Regions from separate parts of the Homo sapiens genome. Here regions 1 and 3 are each linked to region 2. Evidence: chromatin loops called from intact Hi-C (ENCODE). Cell type or tissue: natural killer cell. All regions are shown on one strand.

Region 1 (5,000 bases), 1.3 Mb after region 2:
GTTTCTGCTTTTCTTTAGTCTGCCAGTGTTGTTGTCTTTGGGATATGTCTTTTTACTATTTGCTCAGATTATTTCAAATATGATAGTGGGTAGTGTTGTGTGAAATAGCTAAGATTTTATGTAGATGCTATTAATAAATTTAAACTAACATTTTAGGTGTCCAGCATTTTTTATCTATGAACAGAGCAGCTAACACTAGAAAGAGTTCTCTTTACAGGGAAGCAGATGTAACCCACCTGCTTTTTAGAATGGGGTGGTTTTACAAGGAAACATCTCTCTAGGTTTTTTTTTTTTTTCGTGAGCCAGAGTCTCACTCTGTCGCCAGGCTGGAGCGCAGTGGCACAATCTAGGCTCACTGCAACCTCCGCCTCCTGGGTTCAAGCAATTCCCCTGCCTCAGCCTCCCAAGTAGCTGGGATTACAAGTGTGTGCCACCACGCTCAGCTAATTTTCGTATTTTTAGTAGAGATGAGCTTTCACCATGTTGGCCAAGATGGTCTCGGTCTCCTGACCTTGTGATCCACCCTCCTCGGCCTCCCAAAGTGCTGGGATTATAGGCGTGAGCCACCGCGCCTGGCCGGAAACATCTCTCAAGTTCCTAAGGTAACTGCTTTGTTCCAAAACATAGATTCATTAAACTCAGTGTGTGTGAAAACTAGTAATAAGTTAGCAGAGCTGATGGGGACTTCAGACTTTAGTGTATGTTTTTTACTACCTTATTCCAGCAAATATGGGTTGGCGACAAAACCACAGAAACGATAGAAGAAAGGACATTTTATTTTTAAAATAGCAGAGTGGGAGCCAGTCAGCCATGGATTCAGATGACGAAAACAACCAAAGAAATGTGCACAAACTCTCACAGTGTTATTTCAACAAAGTATATATTTACAGATTGTCTAAATGGGTATGCTTTTTAGCTTTAAGCTTTGCTTTCATTTTTATTTCGTTTGTGGAAAAAAATGTGAAAACCAACAGAGCTGGGGAACACAACGTTGGCCATGCATTCTAATTAACTTGTTTTTTTGGTTTGTTTTTGTTGTTTTTGTTTTGAGATGGAGTCTTACTCTGTCACCCAGGCTGGAGTGCAGTGGCATGATCTCCGCTCACTGCAACCTCTGCCTCCCAGGTTCAAGCGATTCTCCCGCCTCAGCCTCCTGAGTAGCTGGGATTACAGGCACGTGCCACCACACCCATCTAATTTTTGTATTTTTAGTAGAGACGGGGTTTCACCATACTGGCCAGGCTGGTCTTGAACTCCTGACCTCAGGTGATCCGCCCACCTCAGCGTCTATTCTTTGTAACAATCATGTGCCTTGATTTAAGAATTCCCATGTGCTCAAGCTTCTTGACCATCAGAGTGATTGTAAGATAAAGTAAGAATGAGACACCTTGAGGTCTCATTCAGGCCAGTGGGGATGTGTGGGGAAAACAAACAAACAAACCAAAAAAACAGGAAATATGGGTTAGTCACTAACCCTTTAATGGTGTTTCCTGTGTGTTAAAACTTTTTACGTAGAGCCACTGCCTCTCAGGTAGGCAGGACTGTGTCCTTTGTCAAATGAAATAGTGGGGGCAGCAAGTTGAAATCACCTGTGTGATTTAAACCCATGCATTACTTGGGGGAGAACTGTTGACATAATTCAGTGTCAACAGGGGAAGGAACATGTTCTCTTTCCAGAAGGGTATAAAGGTACTGGCCAGGTGCAGTGGCTCACGCCTGTAATCCCAGCACTTTGGGAGGCCGAGGCAGGTGGATCACCTGAAGTCAAGGAGTTCATGACCGGCCTGGCCAACATGGTGAAACCCCGTCTCTACTAAAAATGCAAAAATTAGCAGGGCACGGAAGCAGGCGCCTGTAGTCCTAACTACTCGGGAGGCTGAGGCGGGAGAATCACTTGAACCCAGGAGGCGGAGACTGCAGTGAGCCGAGATTGCTCCACAACACTCCAGCCTGGGCGACAGAGTGAGTCTCTGTCTCAAAACAAACAAACAAACAAATATATATATATATAATATAATATAATATCAGACCAGCTAAAATCACATGTATATGTGGGTCAAACATAAATGTGGTGTTTGAAATGTCCCTTTTCTTTGACACAAAACTTCATTTTTCAAGTATAAAGCCCGATTTTGATGCCCATTTGCGGTGTGCAAGTCCTCATTATTCCAATGCTTCAGAGTCCGTGTTACAGGCAGAAATGTAAATATTTATTCTGTAATCGTCCTTTAATTTTTTTTTGTTCTTTCCTGCATCACAAAGTTTTTGACTGGCTGTTTCGGAAGACTATGTGATAGTTTCCTTTAACAGGGGGAGAAGAGCCCTTCATGATGGCGCTGAAGAATGATGATGCCTGTGTGTGTGCGGACCTGACCAAATTCTCAGGTTTGGGGTTACCCTCTAGATAAAGATTCTGATGGGGAGAGGGAGCTGTGATTTAGTTAATGCTTATCTGACTGCGCCACCTACCGGCTCGGCAGGGAATATGCTGCCTGCCTCTGAGGTTTTCACCGAGGCTGGGTACGGTGGCTCACGCCTGTCATCCCAGCACTTTGGGAGGCCGAGGCGGGAGGATCACGAGGTCAGGAGTTCGAGACCAGCCTGGCCAACATGGTGAAACCCCCGTCTCTATTAAAAGTACAAAAAATTAGCCTGGCGTGATGGTCGGGCGCCTGTAGTCCCAGCTACTCGGGAGGCTGAAGCAGGAGAATGGCGTGAACCCGGAAGGCGGAGTTTGCAGTGAGCCGAGATCTCACCACTACACTCCAGCCTGGGCGACAGAGCGAGATTCCATCTCAAATTAAAAAAAAAAAAAAAAAAGGTGTGTGTACCCCTGCACCCCTGCAAGGGGACACGAGGCACCATGGCCACCTGTCATCGTTCTTAGATCTGAGAAGAGTGAAAAAAAAAAAAGTGCTGTGTACAGATAGATTTTGGAGTTTTAAAGCCTGCTTGCTGTGGGAGACTTTTCAGTATTCAAACTTTTATATTTAAGTACAATTTTTGATGATGTTGTGTCTTTTTTTTTTTGAAATGGGGGTCTTGTTCTGTCACCCAGGCTAGAAAGAAGTGGTGCCATCACAGCTCACTGCAGCCTTGACATCCTGGGGGCAAGCAATCCTCCCACCTCAGCCTCCAGACCAGCTAAAATCACAGGCGTGTGCCACCATGCTCAGCTAATATGTTTGTTTGTTTGTTTTGTAGAGACGAGGTATCACTATGTTGTCCAGGGTGGTCTTGAACTCTTGAACTCAAGAAATCCTCCTGCCTTAGTCTCCCAAAGTGCTAGGATTACAGACGTGCGTTACCGTGTGCAACCTGATATTTTATCTGACAATGGTAGGGAGGGGCCAGAAGAGTCAGGGAGAGGGAGATGGAGACAGAAAGGAAAAGGAATAAAGAGAGAGAGAGAGAGACAAGGAGAGAGAGACTGATGGAAATTCTTTTTCCACCAACCGAGAAGAGAAGCAGCATCCCATCAGAGGGGGTTGATCCAAGCCATCTACTGTATTAGTTCATGAGAAATGACTGGCTGTAACACATGAGCCCTGGAATTTCTGTGGCTTAACAATTAAATAATTATTTCTCACTCATCCAGTTGTCCAGTGTAAGACTTAGGGACCCCTGAGCAGGCGGCCAGCTCTCAGCAAAGACAGCACAGTACCAGGGAAGGGTCACAGGAATTTTGGCACATGGCCAGCTGGTTCCACTGCACCTGCCCAGGGACGCTGGTCTCCAGGCTCCTGGCTTCTCAGCCTCAGCACAGATGTCTGCATCCCCAGAATTTTAAGGGAGGCTGCTGGAAGCCGGGGCAGGAGGTGGGATGAGAATGAAGCTTTTCAGAGCAGAGACCATAACAGACCAATTTTCAAATTGTCTGAAAATGGAGCATGACCCAAATTCTTAGGAGACTCTAGGGAGGAGAGGGAACCGCAATAATAGCCGACATCACATTTCCCAGGGGAGTGGAGTCTAAGAGTCAGATTTGAGTCCGTTTAGATTGAAATTGGAAAGATACAGAGATGGAAGAGTCTGATGTTTCCTCAAAAGGTTAACCGAAGACATACCATATGTAGTAGTTTGTTTTCACACTGCTGATAAAGACATACCCAAAATTGGGCAACTAACAGAAGAAAGAGAGGTTTAATGAACTTATAGTTCCATGTGGCTGGGGAGGCCTCACAATCATGGCAGAAGGCAAGGAGAAGCAAGTCACGTCTTACATGGATGGTAGCAGGCAAAGAGAGAGCTTGTGCAGGAAAACTCCCTTTTATAAAATCATCAGATCTCATGAGACTTATTCACTACCATGAGTACAGCATGGGAAAGACCTGTCCCCATGATTCAATTACCTCCCACAACACATGGGAATTCAAGATGAGATTTGGGTGGGGACACAGCCAAACCACATCACCCTATGAGCCAGCAATTCTGCTTCTGGGCACATACTCAAGAGAAAAACGAGAACACGTGTCCACCAAATAGCTTGTACATTTATACACGTAATGTTGATAGCTGCACTACTCAAAATAGCCAAAAAGTGAAGGTGACCCAAACGTCCCTCAGCCAATGAACGGATTTAACAAAATATGGCATATCCATACAGTGGAATGTGATTCAGGCAGAAAAAGGTTTCAAGTGCTGACACATGCTACAGTGTGGGTGAGCCTTACAAACATACACTGGCCAGGTGCAGTGGCTCCTTCCCGTAATCCCAACACATTGGGTGGCCAAGGCAGGTGGATTCCTGGAGGCCTGGAGTTTGAGACCAGCCTGGTCAACACGGTGAAACCCCATCTCTACTAAAAGGAAAATGCAAAAATTAGCCAGGTGCGGTGGTGCACACCTGTACTCCCAGCTACTCGGGAGGCTGGGGCACGAGAATTGGTTTAGCCTGGGAGATGGAGGTTGTAGTGTGCAGTGAGCCAAAATCATGTCACTGCACTCCAGCCTGGGTGACAGAGAGTGAGACTCTGTCTCAAACAAACAAACAAAAACAA
Region 2 (5,000 bases):
AGCACTTTGGGAGGCTGAGGTGGGTGGATCACCAGAGATCAGGAGTTCGAGACCAGCCTGGCCAACATGGAGAAACCCCGTCTCTACTAAAAATACAAAAAATTAGCTGGGCGTGGTGGTGCACACCTGTAATCCCAGCTACTCGGGAGGCTGAGGCAGGAGAATCGCTTGAACCTGGGAGACGGAGGTTGCCGTGAGCCGAGATCGCGCCATTGTACTCCAGCCTGGGCAACAGGAGCAAAACTCTATCTCAAAAAAGAAAAGAAAAGAATCTCAAGAAAGAAAGAAGGGAGGGAGGGACGGAGGAAGGAAGGAAGGAAGGAGAGAGAGAGAGAGAGAGAGAGAGGGAGGGAGGGAGAGAGAGAGAGAAAGAAAGAAGGAAAAGAAAGAAAGAGAAAGAAAGAAAAAGAAAGAGAGAGAAGAGAAGAGACAGCCTGTACTACCCACCCGTTGAGTTGAGGGGTGAAGAGAAGAGAAGAGAGGAGAGGGGAGGGGAGAGGAGGGGAGAGGAGGGGAGGGGAGGGGAGGATAGGGGAGGGGAGGATAGGGGAGGGGAAGATAGGGGAGGGGAGGATAGGGGAGGGGAGGGGAGGATAGGGGAGGGGAGGATAGGGGAGGGGAGGATAGGGGAGGGGAGGGGAGGGGAGGGGAGGGGAGAAGAGAAGAGAGGAGAAGAGAGGACAAGAGCCTGTACTACCCACCCGTTGACTTGAGGGGGAAAGGGAGGGGAGGGGAATGGAGGGGAGAGGAGGAGAGGGGAGGGGAGGGGAATGGAGGGGGGAGAAGAAAAGAAAAGAGAAGAGGACAGCCTGTATTACCCACTCGTAGAGTTGAGGGGGGAGGGGAGGGGAGGGGAGGGGAGACTAGACGAGAGGAGGGGAGAGGAGAGGAGACGAGAGGAGAGGAGAGGAGACAGCCTGTACTACCCACCCCTTGAGTTGAGGGGTGCCGGAAAACCCCGGACTTTTCTTGTGGAGGTGGAGGGGAGGGATTCCAGGGTTAGTCACAGCTGTCACTTTTCTGCTTCTTGTTTCTGGCAGGGTTCACTGTCCTGGGTGCTTGATTCGTTACTAGCGATCCGGAGAAGAAAGGGTTAAAGGAATCCCTCCCCCACCCCTGGAATCCCTCCCCCACCCCTGGAATTCCAAAGGCGCAGCCAGGCTCGGATTTCCACGCGGGCGGTACTGAATTAACGGCTGGGCCCCGGCGCCTTTCTTTTAACTAATTACATCTGCAAGGGCCTTAATTCCAAACGAGGCGTCATTCCCGGAGACCAGAGGCGTTTGGAACTCAACGTATATACTTTGGGGCCGCGATCGAGGCGCGTCTCCCGTCTTCTGCCTCTGCGTGTCCTCAGCTGCAGAAAGGCCGCCCCTGAGCCTTCGGGTTTTCCTGGGGGGAGAGCTCATGAGGAACCCGTGTATGCCTAGCGTTCCATTATTGGAACGCTAAGCTTGTCTGAAGGCTGAAGGTCATCGCCAAGATCTGGTTTTTTACACCAAAAAAACTTGCAACCTCCGGCATAAATGGGCTTAAAGTGTCCGTGAGAGCTCATTAAACGACAGGCCCCGGGTCCCTGACCCCCCCCCCCACCAAGCCCTTGCTCTGGGACGCGCCTTGGACACGTCTGCAGATTCAGCCCTGGCCGGTTCAGCCCCCAGCGGCTGTCAGCAATGAAAGGGGTCCCAGAAAGGACTGGAAAAAGCAGATCACAACGGGAATCCCGAGGCAAGAATGCAGGAGCCAGGCTATCTGGCAAGCCTCAAATATAGCCAGCAGGTTGTGTTGATCCCGCATCACGGACGCTGTGAGCTGTGGAAGGAGCTTGGGATGAGGATTGCTGGGGATGCCTGCAGCTGTTTCTGCTGGAGCTGCCTCTGGGGCAGGAAGTGTCACGTTGCACCCCAGGAAGGTCTCTGTCCAGCGCAGACCACGTGGCCCTTCCTGGTGCTACTCAAGCCCTGGAGAGAGCCTCTAGGCTATTTGAGGTTCCTGGACTCCAGCTTTAGCCAGAGCCAGCTAGGAGGAGGCTGGGAGCTTGTTAAAGCCTGAAGGTAAGCCGGGTCAGGAAGTTGAGATTTGGAAACAGGCCTGATAGTCTGTGCTTCCTCTTCGGGGAAAAAGAGATGTTACAACGCGCTGGGCTCCACCCTCCCCCGAGAGCTTGCAGATTTCCGGCTTCTGAGGAGCTGCCCTACCACAGCTCCTTCTGTTGCTAGATAAGGGGTTGGGGTCACACCCTCCTCCCTTCTGTGGCTGGAGGGATGGTCTGTGGACAGAAGAATGTGTGGCCACAGGGAAAGTGAGCCAGTATCAGCAGAAAAACAAACTGAGGCTGGCACGGTGGCTCACTCCTGTCATCCCAGCACTTTAAGGCTGAGGTGGGCTGATCACGAGGTCATGAGTTCGAGACCAGCCTGGCCAACACAGTGAAACCCCTTCTCTACTAAAAATACAAAAATTAGCCGGGCATGGCGGTGGGTGCCTGTAATCCCAGCTACTGAGGAGGCTGAGGCAGGAGAATCGCTTGAACCCGGGAGGCGGAAGTTGCAGTGAGCCGAGATCGCACCACTGCCCTCCAGCTTGGATGACAGAGCGAGACTCCATCTCAAGAAAAAAAAGAAAAGGGAAAAGCAAACTGATATTGTCCCCAACATGCAGGATGGGGCATTCTCAACCTCGGCACTGCTGACATTGGGAGCGGGAGGATTCTCTGTGGTGGGGCTGTCCTGGGCACTGGTGGGTGTTGAGCAGCCGTCCTGGGATCCACACACCGGGGGCCAGGAGCAAACTTCCCAGGACTGACACCAAGGGTGTCCACAGATTGTCATTCTCTTGTGATTGTCTCTAGACATTGCCAAGTTTCCCCTGGGGGTAGAATTCTCCCTGGCCTGTGAACCACTGTTATAGATAGATGATACATAGATAGATGATAGCTAGATAGATAGCTAGATAGATAGATAGATAGATAGATAGATAGATAGATAGATAGATAGATGGAGTAGATAGAAAGATAGATAGACAGATAGACAGATAATAGATGGAAGAGAAGATGGACCGATATAATGAGTGATCATTACAGATATGATAGATGATAGGTGATAGGTAGACAGATGATAGATAGATCAATAGATAGATAAAACTTAGATGATAGATATAACAAATGATTATGATAGGTGATAGATACATAGATATCTATATAGATATATAGAGGGAGTAAATAGAAAGACACATAAATAATAGATGGAATAGAAGATCGATTGATATAATAAGTGATCATTATCAATATGATAGATGGTAGGTGATAGACAGATGGTAGACATATAGATAGATAAAACTTAGATGATAGATACAATAAATGATTATGATAGGTGATACATATCTATATAGATAGATATCTATATAGATATAGAGAGAGTAGATACAAAGAGAGACATAGATAATAGATGGAATAGAAGATTAATTGATATAAGTGATCATTATAGATACGATAGATAGTAGGTGATAGATGATAAACATATAGATAGATAAAACTTAGATGATAGATATAATAAATGATTATGATAGGTGATATCTAGGTAGATATCTATATAGACAGATATCTAGATAGATATCTAGAGAGAGTAGATACAAAGATAGAGGGACATAGATAATAAATGGAATAGAAGATCGATTGATATAATGAGTGATCATTATAGATATGATAGGTGATAGGTAGATAGATGATAGATAGACATATAGATAGATAAAACTGAGATGATAGATATAATAAATGATTATGATATCTATCCATATAGATATATCCATATAGATATGTCCACATAGATATACCCATATGGATATATCCACATAGATATACCCATATGGGTATATCCACATAGATATACCCATATGGGTATATCCACATAGATATACCCATATGGGTATATCCACATAGATATACCCATATGGGTATATCCACATAGATATACCCATATGGGTATATCCACATAGATATACCCATATGGGTATATCCACATAGATATATCCATATAGATATATCCACAGATATATCCACATAGATATATCCATATAGATATACATAGATATCTATCCATATAGATATATAGAGAGAGTAGATACAAAGAGAGCATAGACAAATAATAGATGTAATAGAAGATTAATTGATATAATAAGTAATCATTATAGATATGATAGATGGTAGGTGATAGGTAGACAGATGATAGATAATTGATAGATGATAGGGTAGATAATTGATAGGATAGATAAGTGATAGATGATAGATAGATAGATAGATAGATAGATAGATAGATAGATAGACAGACACATAGATAGATGCCGGGTGTGGTGGATCACGCCTGTAGTCCCAGCATTTTGGGAGGCCGAGGCGGGTGGATCACGAGGTCAGGAGTTCGAGACCATCCTGGCCAACATGGTGAAACCCCGTCTCTACTAAAAATACAAAAATTGGCCAGGCATGGTGATGCACGCCAGTAATCCCAGCTACTCAGGAGGCTGAGGCAAGAGAATGGCGTGAACCCGGGAGGCAGAGATTGCAGTGAGCAGAGGTCGCGCCACCTGCACTCAGGCCTGGTGACAGAGGAAGACTCCCTCTCAAAATAATAATGATAAACAAAGTGCTGGGATTACAGGCTTGAGCCACCACTCCCGGCCTGGGGCTGTAGTTTTCCATTTCTTTGTTCCAAAGGCCGGAGTCACCAGCTTATCTTAATTTGCCTTGTGGTCTACCTGCCAACCTTCCCACCACCCCACACAGGAAAACTCATTGAGTCTGCTTCAGCAGACAACACCCTGAGACTTTTCCCACTGGTGCCTTTACTTATTACAACGCCGAGCTGCTTCAGAGGCAGAACAGGCTTATCTGAGTCCTCAGACTTCTCTCCTTCCCAACAGCATCAACATTTTCCAGGAAAATCACGACTTGTGAATTTATTATTTTTATTTTATTTTATTTATTTTTTGAGATAGAATTTCACTCT
Region 3 (5,000 bases), 330 kb after region 2:
CTCAAAAATCAATCAATCAATTAATTAATATCAGGAAGAAAAGAGATGCATAAAACAGAGACCCTACCTTAAAGTCAATTAATTAATTAAATTAAATAATATTAGCTAAGGAAAGTGAAGTATGAGTGAGACCCCGCCTGAAAATCAATTAATTAATTATATTAAATAATGTCAGCCAAGAAAAATGATGCCTAAGACAGAGTGAGACCTTGCTCAAAATCAATCAATCAATATCAGCCAAGAAAAAGGATGCCTAAGACAGAGTGAGACCTTACCTCACAATCAAGCAATTAATTGAATTAAATAATATCAGTCAAGAAAAGAGGTGGATAAGAGAGTGAGACCCTACTCAAAATCAATTAATTAATTAATTAATTAAATAATATCAGCCAAGAAAAGAGATGCATAAAACAGACTCTACCTCAAAATCTATCAATCAATTAAAGTAAATAATATCAGCCAAGAAAAAATATATGAGAGTGAGACCCTGCCTCAAAATCAATCAATCAATTAATTAATAACAGCCAAGAAAAGAGATGCCTAAGACAGAGCGAGACTGTGCCTCAAAATCAATCAATTAATTAAAGTAAATAATATCAGCCAAGAAAAGAGATGTGTAAAACAGAGACCCTACCTCAAAATCAATCAATCAATTAATTAACTAATATCAGCCAAGAAAAAATATGTAAGAGAGACCCTGCCTCAAAATCAATCAATTAATTAATATCAGCCAAGAAAAGAGATGCCTAAGACAGAGCGAGACTGTGCCTCAAAATCAATCAATTAAAGTAAATAATATCAGCCAAGAAAAGAGATGTGAAAACAGAGACCCTACCTCAAAATCAATCAATCAATTAATTAAATTAAATTAAATATCAGGCAAGAAAAGAGATGTATAAGAGAGCAAAACCCTGCTCGAAACCAACCGATTAATCAATTAAACAAATAATATCAGTCAAGGAAAGAGATTCATAAAACAGAGACCCTACCTCAAAATCAATCAATCAATTAATTAAATTAAATAATATCAGCCAAGAAAAGAGATGCCTAAGACAGAGCGAGAGTGTGCCTCAAAATCAATCAATTCAAGTAAAAATATCAGCCAAGAAAAGAGATGCGTAAAACAGAGACCCTACCTCAAAATCAATCAATCAATTAATTAAATTAAATATCAGGCAAGAAAAGAGATGTATAAGAGAGTGAAACCCTGTTCGAAACCAACCGATTAATCACTTAAATAAATAATATCAGTCAAGGAAAGAGATGCATAAAACAGACCCTACCTCAAAATCAATCAATTAATTAAATTAAATAATATCAGCCAAGAAAAGAGATGCCTAAGACAGAGGGAGACTGTGCCTCAAAATCAATCAATTAAAGTAAGTAATATCAGCCAAGAAAAGAGATGCGTAAAACAGAGACCCTACCTCAAAATCAATCAATCAATTAATTAAATTAAATAATATCAGGCAAGAAAAGAGATGTATAAGAGAGTGAGACCCTGCTCGAAACCAAACAATTAATCAATTAAACAAATAATATCAGTCAAGGAAAGAGATGCATAAAACAGAGACCCTACCTCAAAATCAATCAATCAATCAATTATTAAGTTAAATAATATCAGCGAAGAAAAGACATGCCTAAGACAGAGTGAGACCCTGCCTGAAAATCAATCAATGAATTAATTTAATTAAGTAACATCAGCCAAGCAAAGAGATGTACAAGAGAGAGTCAAGGAGGAGCTGAGACCCACAGCTTCCATTGTCCTCTCCCCAAGGACTCACGGGTGCTGTTCCCTCCTCTTAGCATCAATGTGTGATGACAGACGTCAAGTCAGCCCACCAGGGAAGCTGATCAGAACCTCAGTGTCTGGAGTTTTTACCGGGGCCACCACCACCTTCTGTCTCTGCCACTGAGCTTTACTCTCCAGCCCCTCCTGGAGGTTGAAACTGATACTGCATGTCCCAATATGCCCACCTCTTAGACATCTCTTTTCTTGCCTCTTATTATTTAATGAATTGATTGATTGATTTTGAGGTAGGGTCTCTGTTTTCACATCTCTTTTCTTGGCTGATATTATTTACTTTAATTAATTGATTTTGAGGCACAGTCTCGCTCTGTCTTAGGCATCTCTTTTCTTGGCTGATATTAATTAATTCATTGATTTTGAGGCATAGTCTCTCTTACATATTTTTTCTTGGCTGATATTATTTACTTTAATTAATTGATTGATTTTGAGGCACAGTCTCGCTCTGTCTTAGGCATCTCTTTTCTTGGCTGTTATTAATTAATTGATTGATTGATTTTGAGGCAGGGTCTCTCTTACATATTTTTTCTTGGCTGATATTATTTACTTTAATTAATTGATTGATTTTGAGGTAGGGTCTCTGTTTTCACATCTCTTTTCTTGGCTGATATTATTTACTTTAATTAATTGATTGATTTTGAGGCACAGTCTCGCTCTGTCTTAGGCATCTCTTTTCTTGGCTGATATTAATTAATTGATTGATTGATTTTGAGGCATAGTCTCTCTTACATATTTTTTCGTGGCTGATATTATTTACTTTAATTAATTGATTGATTTTGAGGCACAGCCTCGCTCTGTCTTAGGCATCTCTTTTCTTGGCTGTTATTAATTAATTGATTGATTTTGAGGCAGCGTCTCTCTTACATATTTTTTCTTGGCTGATATTATTTACTTTAATTAATTGATTGATTTTGAGGTAGGGTCTCTGTTTTCACATCTCTTTTCTTGGCTGATATTATTTACTTTAATTGATTGATTTTGAGGCACAGTCTCGCTCTGCCTTAGGCATCTCTTTTCTTGGCTGTTATTAATTAATTGATTGATTTTGAGGCAGGGTCTTACTCTCATATATTTTTTCTTGGCTGATATTATTTAATGTAATTGATTGATTGACAGATTTTGAGGTAGAGTCTATGTTTTATGCATCTCTTTTCTTGACTGATAAATTACATTGTTAGACCCTCCAGGGGCCAAAGCCCGCTTAAGATGACCACACCTGGCTAACTTTTTATATTTCATTTATTTATTTATTTATTTATTTATTTATTTATTTATTTTGTAGGGATGGAGTCTTGCTATATTGCCCAGGCCGGTCCTGAATTCCCGGGCTCCAGCAATCCTTCCAAGAAAAGAGGTAGACGTCTGTTTGGAAATCATTACAATTCTTTTTTTTTTTTTTTTTTTTTGAGACAGAGTCCAGCTCTGTTGCCCACGCTGGAGTGCAGTGGCAAAATCGTAGTTCACTGCGGGCTGGAACTCCTGGGCTCAAGCGATCCTTGTGCCTCAGCCCCTCCCGAGTGGCTGAGACTACAGGTGTGTGCCACCACGCCCAGCTCATTTTTTTCTTTTTCTTCTTTTTACAGACGGGAGGGTCTCGCCATGTTGCGCAGGCTGGCCTTGAACTTCCGGCCTCAAGTAATCCTCCCCCCTCGGCCTCCCAAAGTGCTGGGATCACAGGCATGAGACACTGCACCTGGCCAACGGCATGCTGAAATCTTCACTGCAGAAAAGCAAAGCACAAATGGCTTCAGCTGATGATAAGCACTTTGCAGAAGAATACAAAACGCTGATATTAAAAAAAAAAAATGACTTGGGCTAGGGTGTGGTCTGCCGAGGAGGACAGAGAAGGGATATTAAGCGGGGGGCGGATGTATTTTTCACAGGAGAGATTGTAGGAACCGTCCGTGCTGCAGAAGGATGGAATGGCCGTGGGTCTAGATGAGTGTCTGAGTCATACATGAGCTCATAGCGTCCAGGTAGAGCCTGTGGTTGTGTTGTGCTGAGTTAGAAATCTGTTTTTATCTGTCACTTCCTCTGGCCCGCACGGCCTCTCACGCGATGGTGGAGAGAATTACCCCGTTTCCCGGAGTGGAATGTTTGTTTACTGAGTGCCCTCCTCTGGTTCAAACACGGACTCTGCATTTTCAGCGTGGTTTGCTGTTTCTTTGGGCAAATGGGTCAGTGTCCTCACGCCTTAAAATCTCCTCTGGGACTTCTGGACAGTATTCCTTAAATCTCCATCTTTCTTCCAACATTTAGCAAGATGAGGACTGGAATTTTCTTCCTATATTTCTTTTCTTTTCTTTTCTTTTCTTTCTTTCTTTCTTTCTTTCTTTCTTTCTTTCTTTCTTTCTTTCTTTCTTTCTTTCTTCCTTCCTTCCTTCCTTCTTTCTTTCTTTCCTTTCTTTCTTTCTTTCTCTTTCCTTTTCTTTCTCTCTTTTTTTTTTTTGTGAGATGGAGTCTTGCTCTGTCGCCAGGCTGGAGTGCAGTGGTGTGATTTTGGCTCACTGCAACCTCCACCTCCCGGGTTCAGACGATTCCTCTGCCTCAGCCTCCTGAGCAGCTGGGACTACAGCCACGTGCCACCACGCCCAGCTAAGTTTTTTGTATTTTATTAGAGATGGGATTTCACAGTGTTCGCTAGGATGGTCTTGATCTCCTGACCTCGTGATCTACCCACCTCGGCCTCCCAAAGTGCTGGGATTACAGGCGTGAGCCACTGTGCCCAGCTGGAATTTTCTTTTGAAGTGTACCAGCGTCCCCTGTATAAGTCTGTGGAAGAAAATGCATGATTATTATTGTGCTTATTATGATTATTGTCATTATTATTTTGAAAAAAGGTCTCGCTCCTTTGCCCGGGTTGGAGGGCAGTGTTGCGATCATAACTCATTGCAGCCTTGACCTACCGGGCTGAAGTAGTCCTCCCACCTCAGCCTCCTAAGTAGCTGAGACTACAAGCACATGCAACCACACCTGGCTAACTTTTTGTATTATTATTATTATTTTTTTTTTTTGTAGAGATGGAGTCTTGCTGTGCTGCAGAGGCTGATCCTGAATTCCTGGGCTCAAGCAATCCTTCTAAATCAGCCTCCCAAATAGCTGGGATTACAGGCATGCACCAGCATACTCGACTAATTATGTTTGCAGAGATGGGGTCTTGCTAGGTTGCCCAGGCTGGTCTTGAACTCCTGGG

Evidence for each region. A loop is a pair of places that touch in the nucleus more often than their neighbours do. Peaks named below come from ENCODE experiments on the same cell type or tissue, not always from the same donor. Only the 100,000 strongest peaks of a DNase experiment are listed, where the experiment ranks them.
Region 1: a loop joins it to region 2, with 14 times the contacts of the local background. A loop is called at or near these places in 5 of 110 quality-filtered maps.
Region 3: it touches region 2 in a loop (16-fold over the local background); 11 of 110 quality-filtered maps call a loop at or near these places.

Annotation. Positions count from the first base shown.
Region 1 is chrX:2,591,027-2,596,026 of GRCh38, forward strand. All of the region lies in intron 1 of LINC03112 (long intergenic non-protein coding RNA 3112), which reads right to left. Among named protein-coding and RNA genes, the nearest start is that of LINC03112, 16 kb to the right of the region's middle. In natural killer cell, a CTCF peak has its summit at 2,452 (motif pointing left); a DNase peak (open chromatin) is centred at 2,465.
Region 2 is chrX:1,247,562-1,252,561 of GRCh38, forward strand. No RefSeq gene overlaps it. Among named protein-coding and RNA genes, the nearest start is that of CSF2RA, 19 kb to the right of the region's middle. RefSeq lists enhancers at 952-1,468, 970-1,479. In natural killer cell, no CTCF peak of the experiment used is centred here; DNase peaks (open chromatin) are centred at 960 and 2,150; H3K27ac peaks cover 854 bases.
Region 3 is chrX:1,579,417-1,584,416 of GRCh38, forward strand. No RefSeq gene overlaps it. Among named protein-coding and RNA genes, the nearest start is that of AKAP17A, 9.7 kb to the right of the region's middle. In natural killer cell, CTCF peaks have their summits at 1,946 (motif pointing left) and 2,153; DNase peaks (open chromatin) are centred at 1,915 and 3,845.